Linked DNA regions of Homo sapiens: region 1 is linked to region 2. Evidence: chromatin loops called from intact Hi-C (ENCODE). Cell type or tissue: ascending aorta. All regions are shown on one strand. Region 1 has its middle 42 kb from the start of ECE1-AS1. Region 2 has its middle 2.8 kb from the start of HSPG2.

Region 1 (4,000 bases), 600 kb before region 2:
GAGCTGCCCAGTTTTTCACCCGGGACCTGCACTTAGTGCCTCCGCCTCCCCCACCCCTATTTGGGCTGAAGGCAGACAGCACAGCTCCAGCCCACCAGAGCCGTGGGGGGGGCGGGGGGGTGGGTGGGTAGTAGTGTGGCCTGGCTAAGGAGTCTCTCAAATATAGTGGGGAAATAAAATAAGTAGCAGAGAGATGGGCCAACCATGGCCCATTCTCATCTTCCCTCCCTAACCGCGTTCATCAGAAAACAGCATATGTGAGGGCCAGCACGCAGCCATTCTTTCCGGTGCTTCAGGAGGTTAGGATGACAGAGCCACGGGCTGGGCGCAGTGGCTCACGCCCATAATCCCAACTTCTTTGGGAGGCCGAGGCAGGCAAATTACTTGAGGTCAGGAGTTCGAGACCAGCCTGGCCAACATGGTGAAACCCCGTCTCTACTAAAAAATACAAAAGTTAGCCAGGCATGGTGGCACCTGCCTGTAATCCCAACTACTTGGGAGGCTGAGGCAGGAGAATTGCTTAAACCCAGGAGGTGGAGGTTGTAGTGAGCTGAGATCGTGCCACTGCACTCCAATCTGGGCAACAGAGCGAGACTCCGTCTCAAAAAAAAAAAAATGACGGAGCCACAAAGGTAATAACAGCTCCCACCTCCCAAGGGCCAACTCCGTGCACCGTCCTGTGAGCTTTACAACCTGTCATAAATTATCAACCACTTTTCACAACACCACTATGAGAAAGGTGCTACCATCATCCCATTTCATAGAGGAGAAAACCGAGGCTCAGAGATGGTCACTCACCAAAGGTCACCCAGCTGGGACTAAGTGACAGAGCTGGGACTACAACCCACATCTGTCTGGCTCCAAAACCTCCATACCTCCATCTTATCTAGAAAGAGTGCTGGATGAGGAGTCTAGAATCAGGGTCTAAGTCCTGCCTCTAACCTGCTGTATAGCCTCAGGTAAGTCTCTTTCCCTTTGTGAGCCTTGGTCTGCCCTATGAGGAAGTTGGCCTAGATGACCTCCAAGTCCCACCTCCTGTGACTCTGTGAGCTCTCATGCCCTCCTCTCTCTGGCTCCCAGCCACCACACCGGAAGCCCAACAGGATGCCGAGTAACCACCCACTGAACACTCAGGGGCGAAGGAAGATGAAGTGCCGCTTTCTCATGGCCATCTTCCACCAGACCAGCCCAGGAAACAAGGAACCACAAAGCCACAGGATTCCCTCCAGCGTGGCCGTGTGAACAGCAGCCCTGGAGCAGAGGGGCTGGGCATCCCCTTGCGGCCATCACTTCCTATGCCCTCACTTCTCGGCAGGGTGTGCGGAAGCGAGGGAGGCAGGCTCCAGCTCAATGCCCTCTGGCTCTGTTTCTCTGGGTCCCCAGGGGCTGGGACGGTGGGAACTGGTCACTCTGGGAGAATCCCAAGCCCACCCCGGAAGGCTGAGTTGAAGTGGAGGTTCAGACAGGTCTGTCTGGCTCCACAGGTAACTTTTGCCCACTGTGCTCTGCTGCCAGCAAGGTCTCGAAGCATCTGGGATGCCTGGCTACCTCTCTCCCATCCCTGAAGTAGCAGCCAAAATCCCAGATCCTGCAGAAACCTACGCCTCCTCAGCCTCAGGACAGACGAATATCCTGAGGCCCGCGCTCCTGCCTCCCTCCTGCCCCCTACAGTCCATGCTCTACACAGCAGCCAAGGTCTTTCCAAACAGAAACCAAGCCCAGTCGCCCCTCAACGTGGGGTCCTCCAGTGGCTTCCCACCACTATTAGAACGAAATGCTGACCCCTGCCCCACAGACAAGGCTGTCCATGGCTTGCCCCTCCAGGCCCACCTCTCCCTAGCCTTCCCTCCACCCTCCACTGCCTCTGCCCGGCCACACCAGCGTTCACCCCCTACATGTGCCAAACTTGCTGTTCCGGCAGCCGGGAACTCTCATCTCCCCCGCCCCCGTCTTTGCCCGGCTGCCCCCTCCTCAACCTTCATGTCCCAGCTCAGACATCACCTCCTTTCCTGGCCGCTCCTCTAGAGCGGCCCCCTCCCCTCACAGCCACTCTCCACCACATCGCCCTGTTTTGTCTCCTTTCTTCTCTCGGAGCGATCCTTCTGGTGGGTGGCTTTGCCTGTTTGGTCTCCAGCTTCCTCCCCTAGAGTGCAGCTCCTTAGGGGCAGGCATGTGACTGCTCCATTCTCTTCTGTCCCCACAATGAGGCAGGGCCTCCTTGGGTGCTCACAACCCTGAAGATGAGGACGCTGCAGCCCTGAGAGGTGGATTGAGCCGCCCAAAGTCCCAGAGCCAGGGAATAGCAGGGTTCAGACCGAGGGCGACCTGATGCCAAGCCTCAGTGGGTGGGGGGCTCTCACGGCTGGGGGCCTACTCTGGAGGGCTCTCACCCAGGGTGGACAGAGTCGCAGTGAGGCTCTTAGGGCGGGTACCAAGAATGAAGGGCCCACCAGCTTTCCCAAATGGTCCTTCTGCAAGCTACAGGCCAGCTGAGCTCCTGCCTGGGGTGGGTGAGACCCTGGGGGTGAAGAGGCACCAAACACCAGGAGCAAAGGCTCCCAAATGAGGGAGACCACAGACACAGGGAGCTGGGAAGCTTCGACCCACCCAGTGCTTGACGGAAGGGGAAAGTGAGGACTATGGAGGGGAAGGGACTTGCCTGAGGTCACACAGCCAATCAGTGGGTCTCCAGGGAGGGAGGCCCTTCCCTACCCTGCAGAACAGCAGGCGAAGCCCAAAGCCCAGGGTCTGGGCAGAGTGCCAGCCCAGAACTGCCAGGCCCTGGGGGCAGGGGCAGGGCTACAGAGTGAATCTGGGGCATTAAGACAAAGAAAGGACTCAAATTTCTTCCTTCTTTCAAAAAACACTTGAGACAGGCAGTGTCTCATACCTGTAATCCCAGCACCATGGAAGGCTAAGGTGGATGAATCACTTGAGCCCAGGAGTTCAATACCAGCCTTGGCAACTAGTGAGACCTTGTCTCTACAAAAAAATATCAGAAAATTAGCTGGGTGTAGTGGTGCACCTGTGGTACCAGCTACTCAGGAGGCTGAGGTGGGAAGATCACTTGAGCCCATAAGTTCAAGGCTGCAGTGAGCTGTGTTCATGCCACTGTACTCCAGCCTGGGTGACAGAGTGAGAGACCCTGTCTCAAAACCAAAACAACAAAAAACATTCACTGAGGCCGGGCGTGGTGGCTCACACCTGTAATCCCAGCACTTTGGGAGGACGAGGTGGGCAGATCACCTGAGGTCAGGAGTTCGAGACCAGGCTGGCCAACATGGTGAAACCCCGTCTCTACTAAAAATACAAAAAATTAGTCGGCTGTGGCCGGGCGCGGTGGCTCACACCTGTAGTAATCCCAGCACTTTCGGAGGCCGAGGTGGGCGGATCACGAGGTCAGGAGATTGAGACCATCCTGGCTAACACAGTGAAACCCTGTCTCAACTAAAAATACAAAAAATTAGCCAAGCGTGGTGGCGGGCACCTGTAGTCCCAGCTACTCAGGAGGCTGAGGCAGGAGAATGGCGTGAACCCAAAAGGTGGAGCTTGCAGTGAGCCGAGATCGCGCCACTGCACTCCAGCTTGGGCGACAGAGCGAGACTCCAGTGTGGGGGACAAAGCGAGACTCCGTCTAAAAAAAAGAAAAAATTTGCCTGGTGTTGTGGCAAACGCCTGTAATCCCAGCTACTTGGGAGGCTGAGACAGGGGCAGGAGAATCGCTTGAACCCAGGAGACAGAGCTTGCAGTGAGCCGAGACTGCACCATTGCACTCCAGCCTGGGCAACAAGAGTGAAAGTCCATCTCAAAAAAACAACAACAAAAAAAGAAAGTTAAACACACATTGCCCCTCTGACCCAGGAGTTGCACTCCTAAGTATGTGCCCCAAAGAAATGAGTGCTGAGGTCTGCAAAGAGTTACATACGAGAATGTCACAGCAGCCTCAAGCTGGAATCAACCCAAATGTCAGCCACGGACATTTACACGTACATCCACCCAA
Region 2 (4,000 bases):
ACAGGCCCACATCATTGCCTACATGCTTACCAGCTTGTTTTTTTTTTTTTTTTTTTTTTTGAGAAGGAGTCTCGCTCTGTCCCCAGGCTGGAGTGCGGTGGTGGGATCTTGGCTCACTGCAACCTCCGCCTCCGGGTTCAAGCAATTCTCCGGCCTCAGCCTCCTGAATAGCTGGGATTACAGGCGTGCCACCACGCCTGGCTAATTTTTGTATTTTTAATAGAGATGGGGTTTTTACCATGTTGGCCAGGCTGGTCTCGAACTCCTGACCTTGTGATCTGCCCGCCTTGCCCTCCCAAAGTGATGGGATTACAGGCATTGAGCCACCGCACCCAGCCTCAGCCTGTATCTTTTACCTGTTCTCACCCACTAATCACAGTGCCTCATAGTGGGCACTGGGTACTGAACTGAGCTGCCCACCCCACCTGCACCATTTTCCATGTAAATCACTCACACACCAACTTTGAGTCACATAAATCACAGCCCCAGAGCCAGAACCACACCAACTCACACACTCAGGCCCAGACAGACAGACCCTGCCAAAGCCCCATCACAGATGCTCGGGTGGGTGGTAAAATCACAGCCCCATGATCTGTCTCTGACCCAACCGCAGGCAGCAAACAGCACCAAGCCCCCAGACCTATTCACTGCCTACTCTTCAGCTCCCCTCTTCTGCCTGAAATTTCCAGGGCAGCCCGAGGCTGATGGGTGGAGAGGAAAACTATGTGTGTGTAGCTTTGAGGAAAACCTTTTGAGTAATGATAGAGGAGGAGAATAAAACTGAAGTTTCCATTGTTTCCTGTGAGAGTTGCTAGGTTCCAGAAACTCATGGCTGGGTTTGCAGCCAGGAGTGAGGTGAGCTGTGGACAGAAGGAAATGCCCAGCTCACTGGGCGGCACCAGGCCTGGCTCCGGAAGCTATGTTCCCTGTGATAGGGGTCCGCAGGCTCCCAAGCACATTGGGGCCTCTCATCCAGGCATCTGGGGGATTGAAAAAACACTGGCATCCTGACCCCCATCCCAGATAGATCCCCTATCTCCAAAAGATATCTCCAAAATATGCCCTGTGGGGCATATTTCTGTGGGACCAGCTCAGAGTTGTAAAGAACAGAAATTGCATCCACGGTAGTCAGGCCAACTGCCTGGCCCCAACCCAGGCTCCAGGCACAGCACTGAATAAGGTCTATCTCTGATCCGCACAGGGAGATAGGGGTGGACAGAGGAGGGACGCCCAATCTTGGCCCTCAGTAAACTCTTAATCTGATAGAGGTGTGGGGAAGAATAGTCCCTGTCCGGGTATTGTTCTCAGTCTGATAGAGAATCCTGCCTCCACCACCTAGCCGTGCAATCTTGAGCACATGATTCAACTTCCATGTCTCAGTCTCTGCATGTAGAAAATGAGAATAACGTTAAGACGTCTCTCTTAGTGTTGTTATGAGAATTAAGATAAATTAATATATTTCTTTTAAAAAACACAGCCATTTCAGACACTTGGTAAGCATGAAATAAGTGGTAGCCATTTCTCTTATTACTATTTCTGGTGTGCTCCCAATCTAAAGAGAGAGACATGACTTGGCCCTTGGGGAGCTGAGGTCTGATAGAGGAGCAGCCTCCACAGCCACCCCAGGGACCTCCCATTTGAGGGGAGAGTACACCAGGTTTGCACTTGGAAACTCCCTGTCCGATGAGAAAGGCTTCAAAACTCCACTGACTTCAGAGCTGGCAGGTGGCCAGCCCTAGTGGCAGGATTTTTCCAAGGCCTTGCCTGTCCATGGATTTGTCAGCATCCGTGACAAATCGCATTTCATGAGCTGCCTCAGTGTCTGTTCCCTACCTCGGGCCCTTTAAGTACCAGAGCTTTGGCTTCTTGGATGATTTGCTCATGAGCAAAGGGGGAAAAAAAGGGAAACAAGCAACCCTTTGTAGATGTTTGGTCAAGACTAACCCAGAGCTATAAGTCTTCCTTCCTCAAAGGGGTTGAGGAAAGAGATGGTAAGGCCGACTAGGGACTGGAAGGAGCTGGGCTGACACGCAGAAAGCAGGAATATATGGCATGTTGAGAAAGTCTTCCAGGGCGGCTCCAGCAGCGGAGGATTGGTCATCCACCTATTTATTCTGTGTCCTCTCCTTCCCACTAAGGGATTTGCCTGGGTCTGTTTTAGTTTGCAGTCCTTGATATCTTTAGCAAATGCTCTCAAGTTGCTTTGTCTAGAGCCTGGCTATCTCCTCATATGGCTAAGAAGAGGAGCAGGCACAAGGCCTTCTGGGCTTGGCAAAACCTTGGAGGCGCCCATAATCTCACTGTATGTACACAGAGTTCAGGGTGCTGGTCACACTCGAGGAGAGAAACAACTCAAGTCTCATACAAGGTTCCCTGGGCACGGAGAGACTACAACAGCTTGGATAGGCAGAAATAGTCAAACAGCTTGACTTCTGAGAATAGGTGTTGGGGGTTCTGGAACCAGCAGCTGGAGTTTGTGGCTTACCTGTCCACTCCTCCAAATTCAGTAGGACTCATCTTCTGGCTTCCACTCCCATTCCAAATCTTTTCTCTGCCTGAGAGCTTATCATTCATCTTAATCACATTCCTTTGTCCATTCATTCATTCATTCAGGGCTGCAGTGGACAGTTGCGCAGGTTGTTCACTGAACAAAGGTGTGCAGCCAAGTGGGTAAATAGGAACTGTAATGGGCCCTGTTGTGGGGCTACATCTGCCCAGAATGGGTACTTTTTTTTTTCTTTTTGAGACAGAATCTTGCTCTGTTGCCCAGGTTGGAGTGCAGTGGCACGATCTCAACTCACTGCAACCTCTGCCTCCTGGGTTCAAGCGATTCTCCTGCCTCAGCCTCCCAAGTAGCTGGGATTACAGGCACATGCCACCACACCTGGCTAATTTTTTGTATTTTTAGTAGAGACAGGGTTTCATCATGTTGGCCAGGCTGGTCTCGAACTCCTGACCTCAAGTGATCCACCCGTCTCGGCCTCCCAAAGTGCTGGGATTACAGGCGTGAGCCACTGCACCCGGCCCAGAATGGGTACTTTTTGCTGATATGAGTGAAGGCACTGTAAGGCTAGCTGTGGCCCTATATTCATTCAATAGTGAAACTAAACACTGCCCACGAGAGTTTCTATGTCCATGTGGGAAAACAAATGCTAATAGAGTAACAATATGTCCTTGGGTGAAAATGAAGAGTCAGAAATTGGTGTGAAAGAGAATTGAGATGGAGGAGAAAAAACAAGAAGATAGTACTGAAGAAGAGGAGGAAGAGGAGGCAGGAGGTGGGTCTAAGCAGGCAGCAAAAGTTCCCATGGAGAGGGCGGGGACCCCACAAGGCCTGGCATGATCTAGTCCTGCCCATCAATCCAGCCACAGCCCTTCCCCACCATAGTCTTTGCAGATGCTGTTCCCTCTCCTAAGTGCTTTTCCCAGTTAACACCCATCCCCCTTCACTCTACTCTCCCTTAAGATTGAGTCCAAACATCACATGACCACAGAAATCTTCTCTGACCTCCCAAGCGAGGTCGTGTTCCCCACCACACTTTCCCACAGCGCCCCCCCCGCCATGCTTTTCTTGTAGCATTTTTGACCATTGTAATTATTTGGAAGATCATTTAATATTATGAGGCATAATGAAGGCAGAGGGCATGAAGGTCTTGTTTCTGTCTTGGTCCCAATTATATCCCCTGTGAAGAGCACAGTGTGTGGCACAGAGTTGGCATTTGGATAATTGTTACTTAAATGAAAGAACAAGACATTAGTTCAAACGTGGCACACAGTGTAAATGTCCCTGTTCTGGTTTGTGCTTGGAACAAAGATAAACCCTGGGGAGCAGGCAAGGCAGTACATTTTATTATTCCCCTCCCTTTCCAGCTGGGAAAACTGAGGCCCAGGGGATGAAGTGGCTTGCCCAGGTCATGCAGTCAGTAAGAGGTAGAACCAGGATTCATGTCCATGTCGGTCTGATTCTACAAACTCCCATTCTCAACCACACCCATTCTGC

The links. Hi-C counts contacts between places; a loop is a spot of excess contacts. Peaks named below come from ENCODE experiments on the same cell type or tissue, not always from the same donor. Only the 100,000 strongest peaks of a DNase experiment are listed, where the experiment ranks them.
Region 1: it touches region 2 in a loop (2.2-fold over the local background); 2 of 110 quality-filtered maps call a loop at or near these places.

Annotation. Positions count from the first base shown.
Region 1 is chr1:21,333,231-21,337,230 of GRCh38, forward strand. It overlaps a transcript of ECE1 not described here. Among named protein-coding and RNA genes, the nearest start is that of ECE1-AS1, 42 kb to the left of the region's middle. RefSeq lists an enhancer at 1,146-1,365. In ascending aorta, a CTCF peak has its summit at 1,665 (motif pointing left); DNase peaks (open chromatin) are centred at 1,141 and 1,641; H3K4me3 peaks cover 2,441 bases; H3K27ac peaks cover 4,000 bases.
Region 2 is chr1:21,938,073-21,942,072 of GRCh38, forward strand. No RefSeq gene overlaps it. Among named protein-coding and RNA genes, the nearest start is that of HSPG2, 2.8 kb to the left of the region's middle. In ascending aorta, a CTCF peak has its summit at 1,755; DNase peaks (open chromatin) are centred at 850 and 1,739; H3K4me3 peaks cover 1,464 bases; H3K27ac peaks cover 4,000 bases.